Regions from separate parts of the Homo sapiens genome. Here region 1 is linked to region 2. The links are chromatin loops, found by intact Hi-C in ENCODE. Cell type or tissue: CD4-positive, alpha-beta T cell. All regions are shown on one strand. Links, peaks and the distances in the headings refer to the core of each region. The heading gives the core; the rest is flanking DNA. Region 1 overlaps SLC19A2 (solute carrier family 19 member 2). Region 2 overlaps FIRRM (FIGNL1 interacting regulator of recombination and mitosis).

Region 1 (16,179 bases), core at 5,157-13,156, 340 kb before region 2:
TGACATAGAGGAATTACTATACTAGGTAATTTCTTCAGTTTTACTTTCCACTTCACTAATTTTATCTTTAACTGTATTTAATCTGCTGTTTAACCTAGCCATTGAGCTTTTTAAAGTGTTTTAGTGCTAAATTTAATAAATATACAAAAAAGAACATAAATATGTAATTATATAGCAAATATACATGTACAATATTCCAAGTCAACAACACAAGTACCATAGAAATCTGTGTGCCCCTTCTTAAGTATACCTTTCTTCATCTTTCTAGAAATAAACATTTGCTAGACTTTTATGATAATTGTTTTATATTTTTGTCACCTATATATAAATATTTAGACAATAGTTTGAACAAATTGTATTGATAGATTCTTTTGTGTCTTAGTTCTTTTGTGTCTTTCTGTTTTATTTAAGATTGACTAAAATTATTGCTTGTGGTTCTGGCTTATTCATTTTCATTCCTGTATAGTCATATTTTAAGTACTCACTAGTCACAAGTGTCTAGTGGCTACCATATTGAAAAGTGCTGCTCCAACCAAAGGCTGGGGCAAAAGTAATTTTTGTTTTTTTTTTTTTGTTTTGTTTTTTTTGCCATTTAAAAGTATGGCCAAAATCGCAATTACTTTTGCACCAACCTATAAATATAAATAGGAGGTGAATTGCTCGGTCATAGGAAATGCATATATTTGACTTTAAAGGATAATGCCAAAATGTTATTCAAAGGGATTGTACCAATTTACATTCCCACCAGCAATTTATGAGATCTTATCCATGGAATTTTAACTTCAACATTTCTGTTTTTTTAAATGTTTACCAGTTTCTTATAAATGATATAAATGAACAATTTGATAAAAAGGCACACAGGGGAAATCTAGAAGGGTCCTGAGTGCAGGAGCTTCTGTCCCCATGGAGTTGGGGTAGGCACTCTACTGGCACAGAGATGTGTTCACCAATTTGGAAGCTTCCCAACATTTCTATTTTTAAATTCTAAAATATCTCTTTAGGTTCTTTTTCAAGTCAGTCTTGTCATATTGTTACTTTCTTGGTACTTGCTCATTTCTGTGATTTCATCTTTTGTATCTAAATTTTATACATATTTATTTTATACTGTATATCTCTTATAATTCCAATATCTGAAATCATTAGACTCTTAATCTGTTTGTTGTTCTGCTGACTCTTACTTGCAGTTGCTTATTTATTTATGTCTTTGGTGATTTTTAATAGTCTTTAATTTTTAATAATTAATTTCTAATAGTAAATATTTTACATATTTATTTGATCTGAGAGTAATAGTCCACCAAACGTCCTATTAACTTCTTATACTCTACTGTGGTTTCTTGGGGGTTGTAAGAGGATAAAAATCATGCATATGGGATTGCAGTTGACAAATATTAAAATAATTATTCATTCTCGTTTGTACAGCAGTGAGTAAAAAATAAAATAAAATAAAAAGGGCAATAATTATTTATTATGCTTTTTTATTTCTCCAAATTTCCTACCATAAACACATAATGCTTTTAAAACTATGAAATAATAAAATAATCATGGAACCAGAATATTTGCCAAACACAAAATCAAGTAGCAAAATTTTATTTGCATTATGAAATAGGATTTTAGGTCACTTCCTAAGAGGCTAGTTATTCAAAATTAAGGTGTCCCCTTCTTTGTGCTTTCCTATTCCACACTGTGGATAACTCTATCAATGCAGAGGCTTAAGAGGAAATGATTTCTCGAGATGATTTTTGAAATATTGCTTCTGATAGAAGCTAGAATTTCTACCCATCTGGGAGCACCTTAGCCCCGGTCCAGAATCCCTGGCTCAATGCTGGAATCCCTTCATCATTAGACATAACCATGTCTTGTTATTAAAATGGATATAGAGACATGACTTACGGGTAAGCATATTTAGGTATGGTATTTATACCTAAGGAAAGGAGCCCAAAATGCAGAGAAAATAGCAGGGTGAGGAGCACAGAATAAAAAAGAAAAAACTATAACTGGGAGTTAATTACAAGGGTTGGAGATAAAAACAGACCTTGAGGCCTATTGTTGGTTACTTGGATAATTTCCCACTATGGCTATTCTCTGGGATACGGCCTTTTACTTAGTCAAGCATAAGACACAAGCAAGAATTTCCAGGTAGCTGTTTTCTCCAAGTGCTCGATCCTAGAGATTAGTACTGACCTAGAATTTAAGGTCCATCTTTGTCAACCCTCCCAGAACATCAGAAGTCTTCCATGGTTTTTGGCATCCTGTGGGGAATAATGGTCAAGTTACGCAGTTTGAAATTAGGAAAAAAAAAAAAAAAAAAAAAAAAGGAGGAGGCGGAGGGGAAGCAGGAGCAGATAGAACTATATCAAACAGATGAGCAAACTTAGAGGTTTTAAATATTTAAATATTAAATAGTTTTTGTTAACATTTCAGCATTTGGGACAGCACTTGGGCCTGTGATTCCTCTGAAAGACTTTTCTGGAGGGTAAGATTTTCCTTTGGAAAGGGTTGTTACCCCCTTTTATTTACTTATTTTAAAGGAAGACAATTCGATAATAAACTATTTCAGTGGGTGATTTGTAGCGGTCAGTACCGTTTACTGAAGACGTTTAAAACGTCACAGACCGCAGCCAACGCCCTTCCCAATACCTGATGTGTGAATTTCCTTCATCTTGTGGTTTGGCGTGGGTTTTGGAGGAGGAGTTTCAGAAAACGGTCAACATCGGCACAGTTAGGGCTTTATAAACAGGCTATCCAGAGTTCGACTCCTCCTCCTGCACTGGCTAGTCTTGAGAGCCTCTTCCCGGGAAAAACTCGGGTGGAAAGACCATCCGAGGGGAGTGAGCCGCAGAATCACGTAGGGGCTGCAGCGCCCGCCGCCGGCTAGCCGGTAATGCGCAGGCACAGGGAGGGGCGCACGCGGAGAAGGGGTAGGTACGGCGGGCTTGCAGCAGGCAAGGCAACCTGCTTCCAGTCTTCAGCCGCACACCCAGAAGGAGGGAGTCGCTGGCCGGGAGATCGGGCTCCAGGTTTTCTGTCTCACTCCACGCGCACAAATTGGACCCCAAGACACCTCACTCCGTTGCCACTTACCCACCCATCGTGGGACATACTCAGCACACCCATCTGACGGCTGCTCTTGCCCTGCCTGGCATTGTTTTCTGAGCTCTGCTTTCTGAGCAAGGCCTACTCCCCCAACCCTTCCCCACTGCGGTTAATATCTTACAAACTTGACAGTGGAACTGGGGCCAAAGTGACCATTAATTTGCCGGGTAGGGTGGGAATCAGAATCCTGGTTTATCCGCTTCATAGATGTGTAATCTTGGCAGGTTATTTAAACTTTCTAAGCTACTTTTTGAAACGTAAACACACATTGTAGAATGTTAATTTAGCAACCTCAGATCAGTCCTGTTTTCGTTTTTTCCACTGCCTTAAGTCATAAAAGGGCTTCCTTACCTACTACACCCAGCCAATTGCAATGGCAATCCAGCTAGCAATTTTAGGTAGTATCTTCCCATACAATTCATCATATCCATCTTTGCCAGATTAAATTTCTTAAAAATAAGCTTAGTCATTACTCCCCATCCCCATCTCCAGTTAATAATCATTACAAAATGACTCACGCTGTCTTCCCAACTCTATCTCATCCTACTCTTCTACACATATTCCTTGTTGACTGTACCCATCTCCTGCACTTTCTGGCATTCATATCTTCACTTGTGGCCCTTTCTCCACTACACAGTTCCCCTTTCCACATTTCTGTTAAAATCCTACCCATCCTGCATGGTCAACTTAAATGCCATCTTCAGGAAGCCACTCCTGATTTTCCCAGTGTCCTCATTCTCTCTTCCAGACCGAAGCCTTTTGTTATGATACCTATCTTGTATTGCAGTTGTGTACCTCTGTTATCCTTTCTACTTATCTTTTCCAATTATACATCTTAGGGTCCTTGAGGGAAAGAACCACGACTTTTTCATCTCTGTATCCTCACAGGTGCTTTCCAAAATATGAACTAAAAATAAGGGGAGGATTTAGAAAGCTTCTGATCATTTTCATTTCGATTGAAACATTCAAAGTTTCTTTTGAGAGTGCAATGTTGAAATTGGTAGCTACAAATTAGTTGTAAATGGAGAGCAAGGGGAAGGAAACTCATTTCTTAAATCCCTGCTCAGTACTTGCAATGTGACAGGTGCTTTCACTTATGTTTGCTCATTTCTTCACAATTCTGTGAGGTATCATACCATTTACAGATGAGAAAACTGAGGCTCAATAGAGTGACTCTGCTAACGTATCACAGCTTTGAGTGGCAAACCTAACATTTTGAACCCCCTTCTGTAGTATTACTTACTGAAAAAAGTAGAGGAACTAGTATTTCTACAAGGTCCTTTTCAAGAATCAAAGGAGATGATGTTAATAAATGCCCTTCCTAAAGTATGTTAAATATAAGGTATTAATTATGGGGAATATGACATAATAGGTAAAACAAATAGATATCATACCATTTCTATCATTTAAGCACAACAGTACCTTGAATAAGGCATCCAGTGGACTAGAGATCAACAGGCATTTTAATCTTAATATTTTACACTGATGTGCTTTTTTTTTTCTGAGACAGTCTCTCTATCCCACGCAGGAGTGCAGTGGTATGATATCAGCACACTGCAACCTCCGCCTCCCAGGTTCAAGCGATTCAGCCTCCCAAATAGCTGGGCTAATTTTTGTATTTTTTCTAGAGACGGGGTTTTGCCTTGTTGGCCAGGCTGATCTCGATCTCCCGCCCTCAGGTGACCCACCCGCCTTGGCCTCCCAAAGTGCTGAGATTCCGTGAGCCACCGCAGTCTGATGTGCTTTTTAAAAATGACAACTCCAATTTTGTAGGCTGCATTTAAAAATACAGTAAGAATAAGGCTGGGCAAGGTGGCTCATGCCTGTAATCCCAATAATTTGGGAGACAAAGGTAGGAGGATCGCTTGAGGTCAGGAGTTCAAGACCAGCCTGGACAACATAGTGAGACCCCATCTCTACAAAATAACAATTCACTGGGTGTGTTGGTACCCGCCTGTGATTTCCAGCTACTTAGGAGGCTGAGGCAGGAAGACTGCTTGAGCCCAGGAGTTCAAGGCTGCAGTGAGCTGTGGTTGTGCCACTGTACTCCAGCCTAGGAACACTGACTCTTTAAAATAAAAATTTAAAAAGATGAGCATTTAACTATTGTATTGGCAGGTGGCTGAGTCCATCACATACCATTTATATAATTAAATGTTCACATGACACCAGAATCTGTTTTGCAACAAAAAACAAAAATAAGACATGGTCCCTGGTCTGAAGGCTTCCAATCTGAAAGGTAATAAGACACAGGCAATGAAACTATAGGGCTATAAAACTATATTTAAAAAAATTTTTGGCCGGGCGCAGTGGCTCATGCCTGTAATCCCAGCACTTTGGGAGGCCGAGGCGGGCGGATCACGAGGTCAGGAGATCGAGACCATCCTGGCTAACACCGTGAAACCCCATCTCTACTAAAAATACAAAACATTAGCCGGGCGTGGTGGCAGGTGCCTGTAGTCCCAGCTACTCGGGAAGCTGAGGCAGGAGAATGGCGTGAACCCAGGAGGCAGAGTTTGCAGTGAGCCGAGATTGCCACTGCACTGCAGCCTGGGCAACAGTGCAAGACTGTCTCAAAAAAAAAAAATTTATTTTTGCATGAAAAATTTCCAGGACTTTGGTGATAAGCAGCGAAATCAATGCCTTAAGTAGATTTTGAAATGGTATATTAAAAAATGGTACTCATTTGGATACTGTAAGAAAATACTGATTAGGTTTCTGGGATATAATGGACAAATGATTCTCAACTCATGGCAAGAAGATTCCTCCCTGGGTATCAGAATAATTTGAGGTGGAACAAAGAGGCTATGAAGTTTCAGAACAAGGTGGTATTTTCTGCTCTTGCTTTAATTTCCTTTATTGTAAAAATTCAGTTAACATCAAAGAGAGTGTCTTTTTTTTTTTTTAAGGAAGAATGCTTTAAAAAGAGATAAGAGCAGTGCCAACATGAAAACCAAAAAAAAAAAAAAAAACAGTGCAACGGGGTGCCAAAAAAAAGGGGGAAAACATCTGAAATAAGGGGGAAGAGTCAAAGGTAAAAATCACAAAGCAATGGAATAATTAAAAAGATAACAAAAGGTTAACTAGGCAAGTTAGACCAGGGGAAGACTTAATATGAAATTTGTCCTAGGATAAATTATTAAAATATTTAAAGATATAATCTAAAGCTCCTACTGAAATAGAAGATAAATTTAAAACAATTTTGATTAAAAAGAGAAAATATACTGTAAAATATTTATTTAATAAAAATAATTTTATAATCTATACAGAATTGAATAAAAAGTACAACAAATTATTTTCACTTATTTACAAAACTGCATACAGTACAACTTGCACATTGAGTTCAGCATTCTATAAATATGGCCACATACCAAGATGTGAACATATTCTTGTCTTATATAAGAAAAGGCTCAGGTTGTATGCCACAAACTTTGAATTAAATTCCAGGGAAATATTGCTTTGGTAACATGAACAATTTGTACCACATTCCATTAAAAAAAGATTTAATAAAATCCCTCAAACAGCACTTTTCTACTTGTTTCGGAGTACACAATTCCCAAATTAGCACAAACAAAACAAAGCAAAAAAAGAAAAACAGACAGAATGTAAAATGAAGGTTGCTACTTTTATGATATCACTTCCCTTTCCCTTCCTTAGCTAGTGTTCTTTTCCTTTCCCTTAATAGTAAAGGATGGTGAATAGAAAATGACCTATTCTTATCCCCATCCATTTGCTTCTAGGATTCCTGCTTAAACCAAATGAGTATGTCGACTTTGCAATCTTGACACACTATTATTAACACTGTTCAGCTGTGTCATTCTAAAAAAGTTAATACCCCAGTTAAAAGCACCTATCTAGATTCTTTTCAAGATAAGGCAACAAAGTCAGCTTTAAAATAGTTTTCATGTCTGACATATACTAGCAGCCCCTTGGTAGACTGATTTCAGAATTAAATGCATATAGAACATTTTTTCAAGTAACTTGGTAATGAAATCACTAGCAATTTTAAGCAAATATTCAAGATGATCTACCTTTAGAAACAAAGGCAGATTTAAGGTAAAAAAATGCAGGAATCACATCTATCCTAGTTCCTGTCCCATTGAAATAATTGAAAAGAGGCTCAGTTTATGAAAAAGGCCTTGGACTAATGCAATTCCTATTGACATCTTTACTTGGATAAGAAAAACAAATTAATATAAAAACTATAAATAGGGATGAAATTATTAAAAAAAGATTTTTCATTTTATTTTGGAAATAAAAGGGAATACAAATACAAATGGCCTAGTTACATCTTTAGCCTATATATGAACTTTTAATCTTGGAATTAATAGTCCTTCATATTGAAGATTTAAAGACAAGCAAGCGTACCTTAAGCTTTCTTAAGTCTCTTCATTTAGCAGGCTTCAAAACTTGCCTTATTTTCTAACTAAATGAGCTTCTCTGGGAAGCATATGAATAATGCAAAAACGTACTTCTAAACAAATTTTACAGAAATAAATAATCGTCACAATGGGAACCAAGAACATTCATATGATGAATTTTTTTAAAATAACTTAAAATTAGAAATGATACGTACACCTTAAAATACAGAACACTAAACCAGAACAAATATTGCCAGTGATAGAATAACTATGTAGAAAGACCAATGTACATGAGTAACACAGAAATAAGAATTAAATTGAATAGAGGCAGATGCTGTTAGAACATATTTCCATCCATCATGACTTGCAACATTTTGTGGCCTCTGTGGAGCCCTGGTCCCACCAGGCCAAGCATCTGGCTAAGTAGATACAGACATATGTGACCTATAAAACACCAAACTCACTTGCTAATGAAGTATACAACACCATGTGCTGCTTTGATTGCTCTTGACTGGTTTTTAAAATCAAGTTCACTTTTGAATCAGAAAAAAAGTCATCCTTAAATTAGCTCTCATAAATAATCCATGAAATAAACTTTACTTCTGGCTCCTCTGAATAGTATCATGTTATTCCCGGAACACAAGGTATTAGTCAAGTGGCTGCTGTGAAGTCAAGAAATGCACATTCATAAATATATGTCTACGCTTTAAAAAATCAAACACATCCAGGCAGTTGCTGTGCAGAGTTCTTGCTATAAGAAGAAGCCCTTCAGCAGTATATTATGAAGTGGTTACTTGAGAACTTGATTGTGGATCTTCCAGCTTTCTACATTTCTTCATAACACTGACTGCACCACTGGCCAGGAAAACCACAGCGATGAGTGCAAAATAACTGGCATAGATCAAAAACTAGAAGGGGGAAAAGCAGTTTATTGAATTATCAATGACAAGAGGATTACTCTATAATAAAGTATATTCAGAATTTGTCCATAAAGCCTCAAAAAATATTGCATACTTACACCACGTGCCAGACCCTGAAGACACAAAGCAGCATCACAGCACGGTGGTACTAAATAAAGCCTGACTGCCTGAGTGTGAATCCTGACTTCATCCCTTACAAGCTGCGTGAACTTGATTGAGATACTTCATCTCTGAGCCCTTCTTCACTTACAAAATGGAATTCATAGTAGTTCTCACTTTACAGCGATGTTGGTACCCATCAGTGAGATCATAAATGCTTATTAGCACAATGCTAATGCTGTTAGTATTACTTTTATTGTTGTTGCTGTTATTGTTATAATTCAGTCCTGGTCTCTGCCTTCAAGCTGATAGGTGGGTACAAATAGGCCAAATTCTGAAGATCAAGAACTTCTCTATTTTTCCCCAGAAGAGGGCAGCGGCAGGTCAACTATATTCCATTACAGGATTACTTAATGTAAGAATTCTTCCCTAAGACAATTTTTTTTTTTTAAGTTCTGGGGTACATGTGCAGAATGTGCAGATTTGTTATATAGGTATACGTGTGCCATGGTGGTTTGCTGCACCTATCAACCCATCATCTAGGTTTTAAGCCCTGCATACATTAGGTATTTGTCCTAATGCTCTCCCTTCCCTTGCCTCCCACCCCCCAACAGGCCCCAATGTGTGTTGTTCCCCTCCCTGTGTCCATGTGTTCTCATTGTCCAACACCGACTTATGAGTGAGAACATGCAGTGTTTGGTTTTCTGTTCCTGTGTTAGTTTGCGGCGGATGATGCCCTAAGCGAAATTTTAATGTGACTATATGGTTTATTAACATCATCATCATCATCATCTTCTTAAAATAACATACTAAATACTTACAAACTGGTTCAAAAGTACAATGAGAGTATGGCCTTAAATCACTGAGCCAGTTTCTTTCAATGTTGGCTACACTTCTGCAGGAAGCCATTAATCAATCATGGCAGTTAGGGTTTCAGCACCACCCATAAAATCCTATTATTCCACGTGTTTAAATCCACCATTTCTATAAGAATCTGCTGACAAATTTCCACTTCCAATGACAGCCATGTTTCCCTCAACTGTAATAGTCCTGGGAACTCTCCCTTATACAGGGAGGATGGCAAGCACTTAAGTTTCTCTCCTACTTTCCATCCTGAAATAAGTTTTGGGGTTAGATGTTGGTTTAACTCTAAGCTCTGGAACACTACTAGTGATGGTATGGACAAGTCACTTAACATCTCTCAGACTCATCTTCTTCATGTCTAATACAGCAACCCTACAAATCCTATATAAAGCACTTGACACGTAGAGGCACTCAATGCACATTGTCTATTATTACTATTTCTCTCTTAGATCGCTTCAGTAAAAACAAAGTTAATTACGGCTAATATGTTGGGAAGAAATCATTTGGGTTGGGATGGGGGTGGGAGTAAATACTTCTTGATTCATTCAGTTGCCCATTTTACCAAAGTACAAAACAAGATATACTTAAAACTCACAATGCATGAAGGCATATACAACTATACAATTCCTGAACGTAAAAAGTATTCACATTGTTGTTGGGTGTTGGTGCAAGTTTCTCAATAGTCATAAGTTACAAATCATAATGTTGTTCATCAGCAGCAAGGCATTACCGTGGTATTTGGGTGAGGGGTGTTTTAAATAAAGAAGGGAGGAGACTTAAAGAGTTGTGAGATGAAGCAGGGAATCTCAAACATGGGATACAGTATTCCAAGCATAGATTTAAGTATAGAGGGAAATAATGGATGAGGAAGCAGAAGGTCTTGGTCTGTAAGGAATCAATATTACCTCTCAGCTGAAACAGCCCCATTGGGCTGATGAGTTACACTCGGGAATGTTCTAAGACCTGACAATCCCAACACCCTCCCAGGAGAAAAGAACTAAGGATAGGGGAGAAGATGTTGAATGAAGGAAGGAGGGTATGCTTTTACTTTACATCTGTTCCCTATTGTTTGGATTTGTTTTCATTAAGCATACATATACTTCTGTCACCCTGATCAAGTCACACATACTACCTTCGATGCCAAAGGAGAGATCTTACCTGAGTGGTAATTTCTAATCCAAGGCCACTGGCATCTACCACAATTAGAGTGAGCAGCGTCTGCAGTGCCAGGGCAATGAAGGTATTTACACCAAATACTAGGGCATAGCGTTCCATGCTGAGGTTTGCAGCAATTTGAAAACTTAAAAAAAAATAAAAGAGTGAATAAATAAGAATTACTTCTGGAGTACTTATAATATTTATTCTAAATAAAAGTAAACATTTATCTTTAAACATGAAGAGTCCTTCTTTCTACTGTCAATTGCCTTTCCAACCAAATGAAAACATTCTGCAACTAAATGATATAAATCTCATGCAAACATCTGAAAACAGTAGGAACATACAAACATGGGAATAAACAAAACTTGCCTAAATGCTTCCTCAGGAGAAAAACTGATAATGCACATATAATACAATGCTTCCTCCCATTTGCCTCATTTAACTAGAAACTTGAATATTTTGGTTTGTAAAGAAACCAAAAAATTTATCCTGTTACAATTTTTCCTAAGGCTTCTATGAGCCAAAATACATACGTTGCTATCGTGATGAGTAACATGTAGATGATTCTGAAGACAACATAGGATGCATAGCACACCCAAATGTTACCCACAGTGTCCATGATATACACTGCAGCAGCAATCAGGAGAGAAAAGAGAGATAATGTCATTTCTCCCCAAGTTGACCAGGATATTTTTATATAACCAACTGCAAACACAGCAACAGCACCTACAGAACAAACAAAAAAAATCCAATTATTTTGCTACACAAATGCTGTTGCAATAAATTAAAAACTCAGCTTAGATTATTAAATTTTAAAATCTGCAAACTTATAAACAGAATAGCTCAAGATTATGGAGGGCCTTGAAACTCACACAGAAATTTCTGAACTTGATGGAATCAATAAAATGGAGCCACTGAGATGACAGACTGAATTAGGAGAGGTGGCAATGAGATGAAAATGCAGGACAAAGACACAGGGACATTGCTAAGGAAAAAAAATGCTGCAGCTGAAGCAGAGGCAAGAGTCAAAAAGAACCATAGCTTCTAATTTGGCATCATGGCAGGATGAGTCATCTCTCCTTCAAACCAAGGAGCAGTCTAGAACATGGCAAAAGGGCTTCTCTGCCTTTTGGTAAAACAGTGATGATGATAAGGATAGCTAAAATCTATGAAGTGTTTTCTGAGGGCCAAGACAGATAATAAGTGTTTACAGAAATCATATAACACCATCCAACAACCTCAGGAGGTAGGTCAACAAATTAGAAATGAACAATAGAGTAAGATGGTCAAATACACAGGCTCTGAAGCCATCCTGCCTGAGTTCAAGTCTTGACTTTACTACTTACCATCCATATGACCTTGAGCAAGTTATTAACCTACCAGTCCCAAGTTTCCATTGCAAAATGGGGATAAATTCTACCTATCTCAGGAATTTTGTGAGGATTGAGTTAATGTATATAATGTCCATAGAACAGTACCTAGCACATATTAACATTCAACAAATATTAGATACTATTGTTATAAACTATTATATATTGCCATTCAAAATTTCACATCAAGTGACAAAACTACCCAGTAAATACAGAGATAATGGAAACTTGGATAAACAATCTTGAAAATTATTATATTAGGTTTACTCAAAGCTTATAAAAAAATTCCAGTTTGTTAGTCATAGTCCTGCTCCACTTGAGTACTTCTAAGTTGTCCTCCTAAATTGTAAAATCTAGCTCAAAATAATCATTTTTTGAGGCTATTTCAAATTTGGGAGGGGTGAATAAATCTGATTATGGCTGGCTTAACTACCAGAGGAATCCCTCCCCCACCACGACCCTCTATTATCCTGCATTGCTTACCCAGTAAGGTTGAAACGGCCTCCACGCCACCATTATAGATAGCAGCATAGCGAGAAGGCATCACTTTCTCCCACAGGCCCTGTGTGTAGTTCACAACTTGAAAATAGCCACAGGTAGAGAGGGCCCACCACACAGACCAGCAGAGAAGAGGGCGAGAGGAGTAGCACATCAGGAAATCATTCCATAGTACTTTCAATACAAGGAGACGGTCTGGCTTGGGTTCCTACATAGCAAAAGGGAACAATGCTCAAACTCTGATGAAGGCAATTATATAGAAAGCAATTTACAGGCCCAATTACTTACCTAACAGACTTTTTTCCTTGTGAAAACTAACTGCTTACTTCATAAACTTATTAACAAATACATTTATCCCCTCTGGCGAAAAATATGTTCTCATAGGATTTTTGCTTTAAATGCACTATAGCATTAACACAGCTGTATGTAATCAACCCAGCAAAAGATGTACTGTTTACAAAATGAAGATGATGAAAAGAGACCGCAGGCTTCAGCCAATGGGAGTCTGTAATCTACATCTCCCATAAACTGGCAAACAACATAACAAGAATAATAATAAGCAACAGACTAGCAACCCTAATAAATCACTATTCAGTTAAGGCCTCCTATCGTTATAATTGACAGACTGATCCAACAGTTAAGATAGAAATATTGGAAAGAAGTAGACCAAAATATTAGCAGTTCTCTCTAGGTGGTGGGTTCTTAGTGATTTAAATTTTCTTCCTTAAACTTTTTATATTACTTAATATTTAAACAATGAGAAATAGTATTATAATAAAGTAATAAATAAAGCTACTGGGCTTATAATTGAGTGAAGCAAGACATTACTGAGCTACGCACTATCCCAAGAAGTCAATATGAGATGTCAGACACTCTGTGAGATATCTCTGATTTCAACTGTATGAAAGGACTAATCTACCAAAGGTTACTGTAATCCCTGGGCCTTGCTCAGAACATGGGAAGGCCGGGTGTAGTGACTCATGTCTATAATCTCAGCACTTTGGGAGGCCAAGACAGAAGGATTGCTTGAGCCCAGGAGTTCAAGACCAGCCTGGGCAAGAAAGTGAGATCCTATCTCTACCAAAAAAAAAAAAAACCCACAGAAAATTTTACTTTTGTGGCTAACATGGAAAGGCAAAATGAGAGCCATGGAAAGATGAGTACAATATACCACTGAGTAAAATAACAGCAAGTTACAAGACTACATGTAGATCACAATTTCATTTACTATAAAATGTATACGTACATATGTATATAGGAAAAGAGATGTTTGAAAAGAAGTTCACTAATCTTTGGGTGGTAGTAGTTCAGGTGATTTTTTATTTTTTATATAGCTTTCTGTAACATTTAATTTAAAAAAATAAGTAGATGCCAGGCACAGTGGCTCACACCTGGAATCATCACACTTCAGGAGGCCGTGGCAGGAGAAATGCTTGAACCCAGAAGTTCAAGATCAAGCTGGGCAACATAGTAAGATCCCGTCTCCACACACACACACACACACACACACACACACACACACACACACACAATTTAATTAGCTGGGTGTGGTGGTGTACACATGTAGTCCCTGCTACTCAGGAGACTGAGGTGGGAGGATCACTTGAACCTAGAAGATCAAGGCTGCAGTGATCCGTGATCACGCCACTGCACTCCAGCCTGGGCGACAGAGACAGACTCTGTCTCAAAAAACAAACGTGTGTGTGTGTGTGTGTGTGTGTATATATACACACACACCATATATATCATTTTTATAAAATTAATAGATATTTTCTCCTCTTATATACAGTAACAGTGACCATCAACATTAGTTAAATAAAGGCCATTTTCTCCCTCAGAGGCTAGAAAACCTCACTGGACTGAGAATCCGAGTTTCATCGTTGTTTTACCTTCTCATACCATCCCAAAGCAACCCCAGTGTGGTGCTTCCTTCTTTGTGCTGTTTAGCCCAGAGGGGGATATCCTTCAAGTACCATTACTACAGCCCCTTTCCAAAATTCAGGGAGGAGTACTGAGGTTAATCAAAATAACTCAGAGAAAGAAGTACCGACACTTGAAAATTCTACTTGATGAATTTGCATAAGATAACCACCTAGAAGTACAACATACTGCTGTTACAAGATTGATTTCTTGGCACTGTGTATGAGAGCAAACCTTGTGAATTTAAACAAATCACAAGACAATTGTTAATCATATATAATGTGAATTTGCTAAGAGTGAGTGAATGGTACCAAGCACATTTTCATAAGTCTTTATTCAAGGTCCACCAGTTTTATTGAACTACATCAGAATTTTACTATTTAGCTTCAGTTGCTTAACCAATATAACTTGGAAAACAACTGGGATATCTAAAACTTTCAAGGATGCTGGAAGGATTATAAGAAAAGAAAGTATATTCCTGGAAGAATGGAACTATTAAAAGGATTCACAAGTTTCTATTAGAAATCCTACCATAAACTGATAAGAAAGCCTTACTTTTCTCATCTAGAAAATGAAAATGATAACAATAAAACCTATCCACAAAAGATTATACAGAGTTACACTAGATAATGTATATATTTATTATAGAGGGGCTCAATTAGTGTTATTTTTATTGCATAGCTTAAAAAGTCATGGCATACATAAAATAATGCCCAGTATAATGCATTTGAGAACTTTAGATCTATTACATAATAATGAATTCCACACACAGAGGTTAATAACTACTCAATCTATTATCTGGCCATGCCAAAAAGAAAAGATGGCAGGTCCTGTTTATAAAATCAGCACCTCGTGCTATAATCTGCAGGCTTCCTTCTATGCTGTTTTCTAGGCTTCAAATGTTAAGCTTATATGAATCACACTTTATAAAGTAGCATTTGACATATTACCTTTTATGTTTCTTGTTAAATTACATCTACAAACAAAGGTTTATTTCTATTACATCAAAACTCTGAGCTGCTCATAGTTAATCATGCATGCTCTAATTTAATAAGTGGCCTTCACTGTGTTCCATGGAGCTTTAAGAGTTTCATGTGGGATGAATAACAGGCTCAAGTATGTAAAATTATCAGACCTGCATTCCTGTTTCAATCAGAAAGGCTCAATTTTTATTTACTTATCATAACGGGCATCTAGTTTCAGATTTCATTTGAACATAAGATTTTGACGCTGTTTTATAAATTTAAAAATCTTTAACAATTACTTCCCTCTATCAGGGAATGGAAGTTTCTACTGTAGTGGTGGTTTTTGAGTCAACTAGATATGGGTGGAAATTTTATTTATTTATTTATTTTTTTGAGACAGAGTCTCTGTTGCCCAGGCTAGAGTACAGTGGCACTATCTCAGCCCACTGCAACCTCTGCCTCCCGGGTTAAAGCAACTCTCCTGCCTCAGCCTCCCAAGTAGCTGGGATTACAGGCATGCACCACCACGCCCAGCTAGTTTTTGTATTTTTTTTTTTTTTTTAGCAGACATCGTGTTTCACTATGTTGGCAAGGCTCGTCTCGAACTCCTGACCTCAAGTGATCTGCCTGCCTTGCCCACCCAAAGTGCTGGGATTACAGGTGTGAGTCACCATGCCCAGCCTGAGTTGGAAAGTTTTAAAGTGCCACTTCCTATGTGCCTTTGCGCAAGTCAGTTAACTAAATTTAGTTTCCTCTTCTGTAAAATGAGCAAATATCTACATTATTGAGTTTTAATAAGAATCAAATAACATACTGACTCTAAAGTTCTTAGCACAGTATCTGATACCCAGGTCAAAATAAACAGGAGGTGTGATGATGATGATGATGAAGATGACCAGGGGTGATTAATTCAAAGAGAAAAGGAAAGATT
Region 2 (16,179 bases), core at 5,584-13,583:
ATTGCCAAAAGCTGATTGTCTAGGTGATAACAAATTTACCATTTGGAGGAAGTTGACTTTCTCATTTTCATGTCTTCATCAGTCTTACTTGATGAGATTCATTCTTCTAGTCAGAAGAGAGTTTAGACTGCTCAGTTTACTCATATTTTGAGTTAGCTTTTCTATTTAGAGTTCACTTGGTTGTGGAATATTCATTTATAATTTGAATCTACGTTGTGTAATGGGACCTAATTTTTTTTTCCTTTGTTTTTGTTGGAGTCTCGTTTTGTCACCCAGGTTGGAGTGCAGTGGCGTGATCTTTGCTCACTGCAACCTCCACCTTCCAGGTTCAGGTGATTCTCCTGCCTCAGTCTCCCAAGTAGCTGGGATTACAGGCATGCTTCACCACGCCTGGCTAATTTTTGTATTTTTAGTAGAGATGGGGTTTCACCATGTTGGCCAGGCTGGTCTCAAAACTCCTGAGCTCAAGTGATCCTCCTGCCTTGGCCTCCATAAGTGCTGGGATTACAGGCGTGAGCCGCTGAGCCTGGCCCCAGAGTTTGTTTTGTTTTGTTTTCAAGACAAGATCTCACTCTATTGCCCAGGCTGGAGAGCAGTAGTGCGATCATAGCTCACTGCAGCCTGAACTCCTGGGTTCAAGCTATTCTCCTGCCTCCATCTTCTAAAGTGCTGTGATTACAGGTCTGAGCCATGATGCTTGGCCTGTGTTTTTGTTTGTTTGTTTTGGGGGACAGGGTCTTGCTTTGTCACCAAAACTGGAGTGTAGTGGTGCGAACATAGCTAGCTCACTGCAGCCTCCATCTCCCACGCTCAAGCAATCCTCTCACCTCAGCCTTCCAAGTAGCTGAGACCGCAGGTGCGTGCTACCATGCGTGGCTAATTTTCTATTTATATATTTATTTTTTGGTAGACATGAGGTCTTGTCATGTTTCCCAGGTGGTCTTTAACTCCTGGGCTCAGACAGTCCTCCCGCCTCAGCCACCCAAAGTGTTGGGATTACAGGCGTGAGCCACCATGCGTGGCATAATTTTTTTTAAGTAAATTATTTTTTTATCTTGAGTATAGAAGTGATTCATGTTCATTGTGGAAAATATGAAACATATAGAAAAACAGAAAAGATTACAAAACATCTAATCTGAAATGGTTAAGATTTTGATGAGAACAGTCTCATCTCATTTCCGTATATTCCTGCCAGCCTATCCATCATTCTTCGTACATGTTTATCTACATTAAAATTGGTGTTATATTTTGGAAACTTTTTGTTTAACTACATTGTGAACATTTTTCATGTTTTAAAATGTCATTTTAATGATGGCAGATCCTATTCAATAGATGTACACACACCTATTTAACTGGTCCACAATTGTTGGATATGTAGGTCGTTTCCTTTCTCTCTTTTTTTTTTTTTTTGGCTACTACTTAATAGTTTCTCTGTATAGAATGTGGTATTTTGAAAGTGTATCAAGCTTTAGATTGGTAGTATTCTTGCATTTAATAAAGGGCAGTGGCCTTTGTTGACTGACATGACAATATTTTTATAAAATTTGTTATTTGCTTTACAGAAATTTTGAAAATTATTGTAGAAATGTTTTTACCTCATATGAACCACCTGACATTGGAACAGACTTTCTTTTCACAAGTGTTACCAAAGGTATAATACTATTACCTGAAAATACATGTTATAAGGAATCTAGCCTCAGTCTTAGATGATTTATTATTAATTATGGCTCTCTTTTTCTAATATATCAAATATATTCAAAATAAAAATAAGGAGTAAGTAGATCTCATGTGAGACTATAATGGTGTTAGTGTGATCATTAGGCAGTTAAAAACTGTTACAGGCTGGGCACGGTGGCTCATGCCTGTAATCCCAGCTCTCTGAGAGGCTGAGGTGGGCAGATCATCTGAGGTCAGGAGTTCGAGACCACCCATGGTCAACATGATGAAACCTCGTCTCTACTAAAAGTACAAAAAATTAGCTGGACATGGTGGCAGGTGCCTGTAATCCCAGCTACTTGGGAGACTGAGACAGGAGAATTGCTTGAGCCTGGGAGGCGGAGGTTGCATTGAGTCAAGATCGTGCCATTGCACTCCAGCCTGGGCAATAAGAGCGATGCTCCGTCTCAAAAAAAAAAAAAAAAAAAAAAGAACTTATATTTTCAGATTGTGTGGTTCCTTTACTAACTGAATTTAAATTATTTGTAGTCAATTTTAAATGCTCTTGTATTTTAAAGCCACTGTACTCCAGCCTGGGTGACAGAGTGAAACCCTTAATTCAAAAAAAAAAAAAAAAAAAAGAAAAGCTGGAATATTGGCAAAATCAAGTAACTAAGAGAAAACATTAAATTCACAGAATACATTATTACATTTTAGATATATATGGTATATGTTTTCTCTGAAAAGCACAAGCATACCTTTTTTGTTTTAAATGGAGGGAACTAAAGATACTTTGGTGCCAAAATGAAACATTATTTGTAATTAATCTCTTATTGAAATGGGTTTCTAACTTTAGCTTTGAATCGTAATCTTTCAAATTTCTTGTACTCATAGTCACTTGATGATTCTCTATCTGAAATATTTCTTAGAATTTGTTCTTGACCACCAGAAAAAGATTCAACTGTTACATAGATGAAAATGGATGTTGAGTGTTAACAGGCCTATGGGAAACAGTATTTTCTTTAGCTACATTGTATTGTTGACTGTGTTGCTATTCTTATAATGTTTAGGTCATTTAAATTGTTAGAAAGATCCAAGTATTAAGATCTAGGGTGGCTAACTTTTCACAGACAAAAAGCTTGTTTGTAAGGTCATTTACTATACCCTTAATTCAGGAAGGTTAGCTTGAATTGGGTCAAAAGGAAACTGGTTAGAAAATAAGTGAGTAGTGAATAGGCGATTCAGTGCAAATTCCTTCCAGAAAATACCCTTGTAAATGACTGTATGAATGTGGATTCTTCAAGACAGTCAAATTTATTGTGCGAAAGTAATACTTTTATTTTTTGCATCTCTAAAACATGAACTTTGAGTGATTTTTTAAAAAAATTGATGCTATTAAATAGATTCAAACCATAGAAATGGAAAATAAATTTCTGTTTGGGGCTTTTGGGGGGATTATGTTGTAAAAATACCTTTTCTCTGTATTTTGTGCTTAATTAGGTACAATTGTTAAGCTAGATGATAGCCTGTGGATGTTACTAGTGCAAAATCAAATTATCGTATTGTGTTTTCTCTGTAAAGTTTTGTCTTGTCTTTTCTAGTGATTTCTCTTATTCCTGTTTATTACTTGATTTGTTTTTACAGACTGTGAAATTATTCGATGACATGATGTATGAATTAACCAGTCAAGCCAGAGGACTGTCAAGCCAAAATTTGGAAATCCAGACCACTCTAAGGAATATTTTACAAGTAAGTCAAATGTATTAGAAAGCAGGAGAGAGAGGGAGCTTAAAGAATGTCAAAATTTTTATACTGATACTGATTAGCTATGTATTCTTATGTAATGGCCTAATGTTGGAATTAAATTTATAGAATTAAAGACGTGAATATAGAAACATGAATTCTGAATAATAAACTCTTATAAGAAGAGAAGTCATCAAGCTAGCTGACCCTACCTGTATTTTCAAGGATATGTGTGGAACACCTGCCATGTGTTTTGAAGTTTGTGTTAGTATTCTAAATGGCTAGACAGTTGTTCCAGTATTTGTAGTTCTGATAGACTAAAGTTCTGTGAAAAGAGGAAGAGACTGTGTTTTGTTCATTGCTGTATTTGTAGCACCCAGCATGCTGACTAATACCTTTTCAGTGCACAAAAAATATATTCTAAGTGAAATTTCCTTCCTTATTCACAGACAATGGTGCAGCTCTTAGGAGCTCTCACAGGATGTGTTCAGCATATCTGTGCCACACAGGAATCCATCATTTTGGAAAATATTCAGAGTCTCCCCTCCTCAGTCCTTCATATAATTAAAAGCACATTTGTGCATTGTAAGGTGAGTAAAGGTCTAATTATACTTTGAATGGTATATAATCAATGTGCATAGGGGCTGAGTAAAATAATGTTTGTATAAGATTTTACATTTTAGTCTATATTATTGAAATAAACTTTTCCATAGAATAAAGAACATGTAAGTAAATAATTGTTGCAAAAAAAGTGGTTTTAAGGAAGTCATTAAAAGTGGCTTTTTGGGGTTTTTTAGTTTTATCTTATTTCCCCTCTATAAAGAAAGAAGTTTTAAGAATTTGTGTTGAGACAGACACAGGGATCCTGAAATAGTTATGTCATGTTGCATTGACCAATATTCAATTACCATTATGATTAGATGTCAGAACTTCCTTTTATAAAGGAAAGTTAATCCTTATTTAGTCCATCTCTACATGCCAGAGGTAGCCTTGAGGCACAAAAGCTTGCCTAGAATTTATGGGTCACAGACAGTTTTAATATTGCTATTTGTTGGGCGAATGAAAATCACTAGTTAATTAATACCTCTCTTTGCTGATAGGATGCTAAAAATGTCACGCACCTGGCCTAATGTTACCCTTTTTTAGTTCTGTATTTGCAAGATCATGGAAGTCAGAAATAATATTTTATACATGCTTGCATCTCTTGAAGCACACTATATTTAATGGATGTTCACTAAACAATGAATGAATATGTGATTCAGTAAATTTATGATCTCTAATAGTATGAATTAAAGTAAATTTGGCTCTTGAGCTTTGATTTGTTTTTTCTCTCATTTTTATTTATCCGTAATCAGAATAGTGAATCTGTGTATTCTGGGTGTTTACACCTAGTTTCAGACCTTCTCCAGGCTCTTTTCAAGGAGGCCTATTCTCTTCAAAAGCAGTTAATGGAACTGCTGGACATGGTTTGCATGGACCCTTTAGTAGATGACAATGATGATATTTTGAATATGGTAATAGGTGAGTGAAGAAAACTTTCTGCTTAGTATATGGTGACTATAAATCATGTATCAATTAAAATTGTCTCTAATGATTCATGTTATTTTCTTACTAATTATGCATTAAAATTGATTTAAATCTTACCAAATAAATTTTTAATCTTGAAATTTGGAATTTGTAAAATTTATTTTGGGTACCTTAACCTAGATTTGCGTATTTAGTTACTGTAATTTCTCCACAATGATTAACTTATATAACTTTATAATCTCTGAGGTTGTCCATATTCAGAGACAATAACTTTCACATTTTTTTAACCATAACTGATATTGAGATGCAGTTTATATTTCCTTCCAGAATACATATAAATACGTGCATATGTGTATGTAAATATGTCTATTCTCATATACATATTATAATGAAATAACTCATTTTACATGTGATGCACTTTATACTAGTTTATTTTTATTTTATTTTATTTTTTTGAGACAGAGTCTCACTGTGTAGCCCAGGCTGGAGTGCAGTGGCACAATCTCGGCTCACTGCAACCTCGCCTCCCGGACTCAAGCGATTCTCCTGCCTCAGCCTCATGAGTAGCTGGGATTATAGGCGTCCGCCACCACACCTGGCTAATTTTTGTATTTTTAGTAGAGACAGGGTTTCACCGTGTTGGCCAGGCTGGTCTTGAACTCCTGACCTCAGGTAATCCACCTGCCTCAGCCTCCCAAAGTGCTGGGATTACAGGCATGAGCCACCGTGCCCAGCCAATACTAGTTTATTTTTAAAGAATTGCTGGTCGTAACACACTTCATTGATTTTATCACTCATTAATGGATTATGAACAAGAGTTTGAAAAACAATATAAAGGCAAAGTTTGCATTCAAAACTTTGGTATAAAGAGAGTAAGTTGGTTTTGTGCAGTGTATCAGGCACCTGTTGCTCTGCAACACACCACCTCAAAATCTATTTATTCACTATTTATTTATTCATGATTCTGTGAGTCTGCAGTTTAGGGTGGGATGTCCTGAGACAACTTTCTCTGATCCACCTGGGGCACTAGCTCACCCATGTGACTTCAGTGACTTCATTCACATCTGGCTGTTGGCAGAGGCAGAAGTACTTGAGAAAGCCATGTGCATCATCCAGCAGGTTCACCCTATCTCAGATACCTGATGCCAGTGGTTTCAGGGTTTCTAAGAGTAGCAAAAGTGTGAGCAGGTCGCTGTGTGCTAGCACTTTTCAAGTTTCTGCTTGCCTTAATTTTATTATTGTCCCCCGGGCCACAGCAGGTCATAGCGTTTAGCCCAGAGTCATTGTAGAAAAGTGTGGATTCACAAAGGGCAGTCATTGTGGCCATTTTTATAAATAATCTACCACAGACTGAGTAAAAGCCTTGCATGAATACCATGGATATTAATTTGAATTCTTCCTTTTTAGATTTTCTTTCCTTAGCAATTTGTTTTGTCATTTTGGATTAGAATTATATCTGTAGAATATTTCAGTTATAATAGGGTACAACTTTTATTCCACTGAACATCTTTAGTTTTATTTAGGTCATCTGGTAGGTATAAACTTCAGAAGTTAATATTCAATATTTATAAAAACCATTAACAAGTGTGACACTTAAATAGTTTAAATAATTCTTTTGACACAACTGTTTCCAAGTTGTGTTACGTATTTTAATTCAATCAAATGTTGAAATTGTTCAGTAGATAGTTTTAATTATAGGAGAAACTCACCCCCATGACATTTGGATGTCTTAAAAGTTCTGTTATCTTTCTTTGCAGTTATTCATTCTTTATTGGATATCTGCTCTGTTATTTCCAGTATGGACCATGCATTTCATGCCAATACTTGGAAGTTTATAATTAAGTAAGTTTGTTTGTTATTTTTTACTTTTTAGAAAATGTTTTCCATATTCCCCAATCTTAATTATTCATGATTCTTTAGATTGCATTTAAAACATTTTGTGTGAATTTAATGTTCACTGACACTGCTGTCTGATAATCCAGATATTCTACATGTAGCTCTCAAGCCAAATTGGACTTCTTTACCCTGTGGCCTCTAAAATTAAAAAAAATGTTCTTCCTAGTTAGCTAGTACTTCAGAAATAATGGGCCATGGGCCAGACTAGAACTTAACCACTTTTCTTCTGCTACTGTTGTTTAACCAGCTATCAAGTATCCTATTTCTAGGATTAGATAAATTGATAACTATAATTAAAACTGAATATAATCTTTTCATTAGGTACTTTTAAGTTGTTCACACTTAATTCCATTTGTACAGTAATTTTAACTTTCTGAAACTGAAGCATTTTAAAGGGTCACCAGGGATAGTGCCTGTAGCATTCATCAGATTCTTAGGGGTGAGAGGAGATGTGGTTGAGATGTAAAAATGGTTAAGAATATCTACTTTATACACATACATAAAACATTAAAGGTCAGTGTATTTTCAGGTCTTAGGTACTTTTCTTGTACTACCAGGACATTAAGTTGCCATTCAGTGGTTAAGAGTGTTGCCTGGGAGCTGTATCACATGTGCTTAAATCCATTCTTGAAATCATTTACTCCTTCTGAGCCCTTGGGCTATTTGGTTAATTTCTCTGAACGTTAGTTTGCTCATCTGAAAATGGAAATAATAATAGCAACTTCTTGACAGGGTTATAGTGAGAATTGAGTTCATCACTGTGAAATGCTTAGAAATGTGCATGACACATAGTTAATACTCAAGGAATTAGCCACATCACTATCATCATCACTGATTATCTTCCACTCTTACCCTCTTCCAGTTCATTTTCTGCCCAGCAGAATGATCTTTTAAAAAGTAAATCAGATCATGTTACTCTATTGCTTGAAGTCTATCCCATTTGATTAAGAATAACAACCTAATCCTCTGTGGATGCTGCCTCCTTCACCAGCCTGTCTCATGCTGCTCTCCCTACTCTTAGTTCCTCAAACATACCAAACTCTCCTGTCCCAGAGTCTTTTCGTGGTTTTTCCATCTGCCTAGGATGCTTCTCTCTCCTATTTTGTGTACCTTGCTAACTCCTGCTTACTGTCTTTCAGTTCTCAGCTTAAGAGTTATATCTTCATGATAACATTCTTTGATATCCTTACCCTAAGATTAAGTTAGATTGATATCCTTACCCTAAGAATAAGTTAGATTAGGTCTCTCTATTGTAGCACCTTAGACTCTGTCATTTGACAAATCACAGCCCTAATTAATTATTCTTAAAATTATTTAACATTCTCTCTCATGCTAGACCACAAGTTTCATGCAGGTAAGGCGGAGATTGTGTCCATTTGTTTGACCCCTTTGTCTCCAGGGCCTGGTAGAATGCCTCATACATAGTAAGAATTCAATTAATATTTTACACAGAGAAAAAATTAGCAACTTATTTAAACAAATATAACTGCTTCAGAGGTAAACTGGGCACATCTTAGTTATATTATGTGATATATGATGCTTTTTGATTGTTTTTTTAAATGTTCTACAAGGTAGATATTGTTAGAGGTCCTAAGTTACTTGATGTGTTACTTGTGGTGATTGTATTCTTTTCTTTTTATTCATTTAGGCAGAGCCTTAAGCACCAGTCCATAATAAAAAGCCAGTTGAAACACAAAGATATAATTACTAGCTTGTGTGAAGACATTCTTTTCTCCTTCCATTCTTGTTTACAGTTAGCTGAGCAGATGACACAGTCAGATGCACAGGTAAAATTTGGGCTAATAGCATTTTAAACAGCAACTCTTATTTTCTTTGGCAGTTAGTAAATCTCATTTGAATGTCTGGGTCAGTCTATTTAAGAGGATTTTAATTTATTTCATTTGGGTGTTTTTTTTTGATCTGTGGGATTATTTATATCCCATAATTACTTTTCACCCAGAGCATTGTATTAGATTCCTAACTGCTGTCATTGCCTCTGGGGTCTGCCTGGCTCCCTCTTTGCTTGGTAACTGGTTGGTCACAGCATTCTTCTCAGAATCCTTTCATTCTTTTCTGCATGAGAACAAAAATTCTTTTGTTCATATTTGTATAAGATCTGATATAGCTGCAATCAATCTTGCATTTTTTCTTCACCAACGCATTGCGACCTTTAGGGATACAAGTATGTTTGTGCATGTATATGTATGTATCAGTCTTTTAAATTTGATATAGTCATACATTTGTTTTTATTTTGAAAAGTTAGAGTGTTGAATTGGTATCCCATTTATGAAACATTATATTCTAAAAATTTGTAGTACGATTATTGGGAATTATAACTCATTTTCCTGTAACACTGTTATACATAGTACCTTTTGCTTTCAGACTAGCCCTCAATTTTATTTAACTATAGTAGTCCTAAATTATAAGATTAATAGTACTCAGGACCTAACAGTTATATGTCATTTGTTTTTTTTTTTTTTGAGATGGCGTCTCACTCTGTCACCCAAGCTGGAGTGCAGTGGTATGACCTTGGCTCACTGCAGCCTCTGCCTCACGGGTTCAAGGGATCGTTCTGCCTTAGCCTCCTGAGTAGCTGGGATTATAGGCGCCTGCCACCACGCCTGGCTAATTTTTTTAGTAGAGACGGGGTTTCGCCATGTTGGCCAGGCTGGTCTCGAACTCCTGACCTCAGGTGGTCCACCCGCCTTGGCCTCCCAAAGTGCTGGGATTACAGGTGTGAGCCACCGCGCCCAGCCTATATGTAATAATTTTAATGGGACCATGAATTGAATATTTCTTCCTTGAATAGCAATGACATAGCCCCTTCTATTGTACATCTGCAAGCTGATACAGGGAATTCCTTTGTACCTGCGCTCTTCCCTGCCAGTCAGCTATGGGGGTGAAAGTGTAGGGGTTCATCCAAGTCCTAAAACTGGTAGCAACTCCTAGGGCAGGGCTGATCTGGAAGGACAGACCCTAGGGGAGGGTGGAACTTTAAAAAGAAGTTCTGAAGGTAGTAAGAAGGAAATGAGGAGTAGTGTTAGGAAGGGGCTAACTTTTTTCTTCTTGCTTCTCTTCTTTATCTCACCTGCCCCTCCCCTTGTATCCCTTCTTCCTTTTTCCCTTTCCTTTTTTGTCCTCACTTCATTCGTGCATCCTTTCTGATTCCTCTTACCTTGCTAAAAGGAGAAGTTTGTTTGGGTATCCTATATCAATGGCAGGAAGGTTGTTTTCTTCTTTACCTTTATCCTATAGATTCATATTCTCAACACCAACCTCCTCCTTTTTCAGTTTCCTTCTTGCTTCTCTTGACACCACAGAGTTTGCAGCTAGTACTTGGAGAGGAAAATTAAACAGAGATACTTGGACCAAGAGTAAGATGAAGAAAGTCTAAACAACAGTATAGTCTATAGTGGCAAGAGAGAGTATGGGGGCTGCTTAGCCAGGGTGGCTGTACATAAAGTATATCTTCAGTTTATATAAACTGCTTATAGATGGAAATCAGAAAATTTAAATTCTCTTAACTGTCCAAGAAAATTCTCATTTTTTCAAATTTGGGACTGATAAATGTGACCAGTTCTGCTTACTGTCCATTGCCTGAAATGGAGCTTTGAGGTGGACTGTATAATTTCTTCAATCTTAACTCCAAATTCTGATCAGCGACGCCCTCTGCTGTTCACTATTAATATTTATTTACCAATCAAAGTAAAGTATTGAAGTTTTCCTGGCAGTTTTCACTTTGTGTTTTAGTCCATTTAGGCTGCTATAACAAAATCCCTTAAACTGGGTAAGGGATTATAAATATTAGAAATTTATCTCTCACAGTTCTGGAAGCTGGGAAGCCCAATATCAAGGCACCAGTAGATTTGGTGTCTAACGAGGGTGTGCCGTCTGCTTCAAAAATGGCCCCTTGTTGCTGCATCCTCACTTAGTGCAAGGGGCAAGACAGCTCCCTTCAACCTCTTTTATAAGGGCACTTATGTCATTCATGAGGGCAGAGCCCTCATGACTTAATCACTTCCCCAAAGGCCCCACCTCTTAATAGTATCACATTGGGTGTTAGGTGTCTGGGAGGACACCAATCTTCAAGCCATATCATCTCACTTGGAAAAAAGTCAAAATAAAACCAGTAGATTTAATTAATATTACACTATTTATAGAAGCATGTGATGTATCATTCCTTGTATTAATTTCCTGGGGTTGCCGTAACAAGTTACCACAAACTAGGTGGCTTAAAACAATAGAATTTTATTCTCTCACATTTCTAGAGGCAGAAGTTCACAGTGTGTCAATAGGGCCATGTTCTCTGGAAGGCTTTAGGGGAGAATATATTTCATATCTTTCTCTTAGCTTCTCGGTGTCACTGGCAATCCTTAGCTTACTTTGGCTTTCTGTGTCTTCACATCATCTTTTTATAAGAACACCAGTGATAGTGATTAAGGGCATACCTTACTTTAATATGACCTCATCTTAACTAATTATGTCTTCAATAACCCTATTTCCAAATAAGGCCACATTCTGAAGTATTGGGAGTTAGAACTTAAAGCTTTTTGGGAGGGACACAGTTCAACCCATAACAACCCCTAAAATCGATATTTATTCTCAATTAAGTCTTGAAATTGGTTTCAAAAAGAGAATATTCTATTAGAGTTTTTAATGTATAGTTTTAACATATAGTTCTTTAGCCCCCAATTTTTTTTTTTTTTTTTTTTTTTTTTTTTTTTTTTTGAGACGGAGTCTCGCTCTGTCGCCCAGGCCGGACTGCGGACTGCAGTGGCGCAATCTCGGCTCACTGCAAGCTCCGCTTCCCGGGTTCACGCCATTCCCCTGCCTCAGCCTCCCGAGTAGCTGGGACTACAGGCGCCTGCCACCGCGCCCGGCTAATTTTTTTGTATTTTTAGTAGAGACGGGGTTTCACCTTGTTAGCCAGGATGGTCTCGATCTCCTGACCTCATGATCCACCCGCCTCGGCCTCCCAAAGTGCTGGGATTACAGGCGTGAGCCACCGCGCCCGGCCTGCCCCCAATTATTTAGTTTTTCTATAAACAGGGAAATTTATTTGTGTGGCCCTTAGAACTAATTTAATTTCCACTCTAATTCCTACTTATGTTTATATAATGCTTTTAGAAATTTGTATTATTCAGAAAATAAACATATACTATTGTATCTGTTGCCTACACTTAGATTTTATTGCCTGCTATATTTAAATTTTATTAGTATTTTAATTGTTTTATTAAAGAAAGAATGTGCCTGTAATCTCAGCACTTTTGAGAGGCCAAGGCAGAAGGATTGCTTGAGCCCAGGAGTTTGAGACCAGACTGAGCAACACAGGGAGACCCCCATCTCTACAAAAAATAAAAAAATTCTCCAGGCCTCATGGCACATACCTGTAGTTCTAGTTACTTGGGAGACTGGGGTGGGAGGATGCATTGAGCCCAGGAGATTGAGGCTGCAGTGAGCCATGATCAGGCCACTGTACTCCAGCTTGGACAACAGAGTGAGAGCTTGTCTAGATAGATAGATAGATAGATAATCTAAATAGATAATAGACAGATTATCTAAATAGATAATAGACAGATTATCTAAATAGATAATAGACAGATTATCTAAATAGATAATAGACAGATTATCTAAATAGATAATAGACAGATTATCTAAATAGATAATAGACAGATTATCTATCTAAATAGATAATAGATTATCTAAATAGATAATAGATAGATAGATTAGATAGATAGATAGATAGATAGAGCTTGGACAACAGAGTGAGAGCCTGTCTAGATAGATAGAAACAAAGAAAGAAAGAAAGAATGGTGCTCATATTTTAAAGCATTGAAAAATGGTCTTCCTTGCTTATATTACCCACACCTTCTTTGTTGGCATTAAGATGCAAACTTTGTTTTAAACAGTTGAGTAAATCAAAGATGGGACTGTTAAGTTATTTGTGTTATTTACCTGCTTTTTGAAAATGTAAAAATAAAACTCTAGGTTTAATTAGTAGTATGCTATTTAGTAATGAAGTAAAGCTAGAGGCTTCGAACAAATCTTGTGTAATTTCCTCTTGAATGAGAGAGAAAATTTAAAGTAAGCAAACAAATAAGTTGTGTGTCACCACTCATTCAGTCATTTAACAAGTATTTCCAGAGTACTTATTCTGTGCCAGGAAATGTTGTAGGTGCCCTCAACAACTTAGAGTCTAGCCTGAGACACAAGTAAGTAGGTAATTATTATAGAATGGTATGATCTTTGGAGGACTGGGTATTGGCTGGCTCATGGGAGTACAAGATAGGTACCCAGTGATGAAGTCAGGAAAGGTTTCTTATGGTGATATGATGACGTCTATGCTGATTATAAGGTCAGTGTAGAATAAACTTTGTGCTTTTAAATTTGCATAGCACTGTATTAGAGAGTTCATCTTCAAAATAATCGAAAAGGCTGAGTGTGGTGACCCATGGCTGTAATCCCAGCACTTTGGGAGGCCGAGGTGGGCAGATTGCTTGAGCTAGGAGTTCGAGACCAGGCTGGCCAACATGGTGAAACCCCGTCTCTACTAAAAATACAAAAATTAGCCAGGAGTGATGGTGCGCACCTGTAATGCCAGCTACTTGGGAGGCTGAGGCAGGAGGATCACTTGAACCCAGGAGGTGGAGGTTGAAGTAAGCCGAGGTCATGCCACTGCACTCCAGCCTGGGCAACAGAGTGAGACTCCATCTCAAAAAAAAAAAAAATGATCAAAGAAAGGTGAATTTTCATCTACCCTATTTCTGCTGAGGAAAATGGACTATTTTCAAATATTTTTAATAAGGGTCAAAATGAGGGATCATATTCCATTAGCGAACCATCCAACTCTGTTTTGATTTGGTTTAATGAAGATTTTGCTATATTGGAAAAGAAACATAGCCAATCAACATATAAGTTAAGATATGTTATTTTCATATGAAATAATTCACAAATTAAAGACAGTAATTTATTTGACTTAATTTTATGGCACTATTTAAAGCTGTTTGGATTATAGTGTGTATTATAAACTTGGGTGGTGGAACAACCAATATTTATTGAGCTAAGTTGCTTAAACGTCAGACACTGTTTAAATCTCACAATAATCCTGTATTAGCCTCATTATAGATGAGAAAACTGGGCCACAGAAAGGTTTAATAACTTTCCCCAGATCATATAGTAGTTGTAGTAGGACCAGGACTTAAATCCAGGCAGATGAATCTATAGCCCTCCCTGCATATTATTGGCACTACCCACTGTTTTATCAATTTACAAATGTAATACGTAATCAGAAAACTCACACATATTACACAAGTATCTAACATGGAAGGTTAAATCCTATTTTCGTCTACTAGAAAGAATCACAGGAAAGGTTTTGATTTATTTTGGGGGTGGTTTAACACATTTAAAAATAATGATAGGATTGTGTTATCATTAGAGTCAATAGACAAATCTCTGAAAACAGAACGTTTTATTTGGGAGGAAGTAATTGCACTTTGGAGCATTCATGCAGACCAATTGTTCGGTATGTCCACAGAAAAAGGAGAAGGTTAGCGGTCTTATAAAAAAGGAGACATATTACATATAGCTCTTCAAGAAAGTCCATTGGCACTAGATTTGGGGAGCTGTCAAGCTCTGATTGGTGAGTGATGGCAGTGGGTAACACTGGTCTTAGAGTTGCACTAGTTTCTTTCAGTAGCCCTTAGATAAAACTGGTTTCCGGTTACAGCAGGCAGTTTCAGCAGCCAGGCCTACAGAGAATTACATTTTGGGAGAAATGTTTTGTGCCCTGAGTGCTTTTCCCCTAGGCCTGTTGACTCTGTTTTAGTTGGGTATGACAAGAATGACTCAATTTTTGTAATTAATTTTACATTATACAAGTTGTTTACAATTTGATTTTTTACTTAACAGTTTATCCTTAGGGCTTTCTGTGTCCATGAAGATATATGTACCTGATTCTTATGTGATTATACTATAAATTTATAGTTGACCCTTGAACAATGCAGGTCTGAACTGCACAGGTCAACTTATGCAGACTTTTTTAAATTGTCATTTATTACCATAAAATAATACAAATCTATTATCAAAGGTTAAAATTTATCAAAACTTAGCACACAGAGACCATACATGGTACCATGCAGTTGAGAGAAATGTAAACAAAGGTAAATATGCAGTATTAAATCATAACTGCATAAAATTAACTGTGGTACATATTGTAGTACTATTAGGTTGTGCCAAAGTAATTGCAGTTTTTGCCATTATTTTCTATATATTCAGTATACAATAATTTCATAGCCACTTCCTGTTGCTGTTACTGTGAAAAGTGTTGCAAGGCCATGTGATACTAACCATCCCCACGTGAGCAGTTTGTCTCTCCAGTAAGTAAATTGCTTTTCTCAGTAAAAAGTTATTGCTTGAGGTGCCTCCATATTTTTTCATCATCTTTAATGCAATATGGAAACCCATAAGAAGTGCCACTAGTGATCCTGGAAGTGCTCCCGAGAATTCCTTGATACATATTGTAAATTGAGGTCTGCAACTGCAATTACCTGCCATTTCAGATAGATGATTCTTCTTGTAAATAGACAGTGTTAATACATATACAAAATATGTTAATCAGCTCTTTTTATTAGTAAGGCTTATAGTCAGTGGTAGGCTATTAGTAGTTAAGTTTTGGGAGACTCAAAAGTTATCCTCGGATTTTAGACCACATGGGGGTTGGCACCCCTAGACCCCATGTTGTTCAAAGGTCAACTGTATTTAGGTGTTCTCCACATGATGCACACTTGGTACATTTCAGTTTTCACTATATAAAAAAAGTTTTGTTTTTTTTTTTGTAAAGCGAAAGCAAGTTTATTAAGAAAGTAAAGGAATAAGGCCAGGCGCGGTGGCTCACGCCTGTAATCCCAGCACTTTGGGAGGCAGAGGTGGGTAGATCATGAGGTCAGGAGTTGGAGACCAGCCTGGCCAACGTGGTAAAACCCCATCTCTACTAAAAATACAAAAATTAGCTGGGCACAGTGGTGGGTGCCTGTAATCCCAGCTACTCCGGAGGCTGAGGCAGGAGAATCTCTTGAACCCAGGAGGTGGAGGTTGCAGTGAGCCGAGATCGCGCCACTGCACTCCAGCCTGGGTGACAGAGCAAGACTCTGTCTCAAAAAAAAAAAAAAGAAAAGAATAAAGAATGGTTACTCCATAGGTGGAGCAACCCCTAAGTCTCCTGGTTGGCCACTTTTATGGCCATTTCCTGATTTATATGCTAAACAAGGGGTAGATTATTCCCTTTCTGGGAAAGGGGTGGGCAATTCCCAGAACTAAGGGTTTCTCCCCTTTGTAGATCATATAGGGTAACTTCTGGTT

What was found. Hi-C counts contacts between places; a loop is a spot of excess contacts. Peaks named below come from ENCODE experiments on the same cell type or tissue, not always from the same donor. Only the 100,000 strongest peaks of a DNase experiment are listed, where the experiment ranks them.
Region 1: a loop joins it to region 2, with 12 times the contacts of the local background. A loop is called at or near these places in 12 of 110 quality-filtered maps.

What each region holds. Positions count from the first base shown.
Region 1 is chr1:169,457,616-169,473,794 of GRCh38, forward strand. SLC19A2 (solute carrier family 19 member 2) reads right to left here. Exons shown (of 6, transcript NM_006996.3): 3 at 12,349-12,571; 4 at 11,029-11,221; 5 at 10,496-10,637; 6 at 6,294-8,362. The coding sequence ends at 8,234. It also overlaps a transcript of CCDC181 not described here. Among named protein-coding and RNA genes, the nearest start is that of SLC19A2, 20 kb to the right of the region's middle. In CD4-positive, alpha-beta T cell, for the core only: a CTCF peak has its summit at 8,845 (motif pointing right); a DNase peak (open chromatin) is centred at 8,836.
Region 2 is chr1:169,799,321-169,815,499 of GRCh38, forward strand. FIRRM (FIGNL1 interacting regulator of recombination and mitosis) reads left to right here. Exons shown (of 25, transcript NM_001320047.2): 4 at 1,563-1,651; 5 at 3,301-3,405; 6 at 3,849-3,989; 7 at 4,755-4,920; 8 at 6,684-6,768; 9 at 8,471-8,609. The coding sequence starts at 1,586. Among named protein-coding and RNA genes, the nearest start is that of FIRRM, 12 kb to the left of the region's middle. In CD4-positive, alpha-beta T cell, for the core only: CTCF peaks have their summits at 10,548 and 10,758; a DNase peak (open chromatin) is centred at 10,491.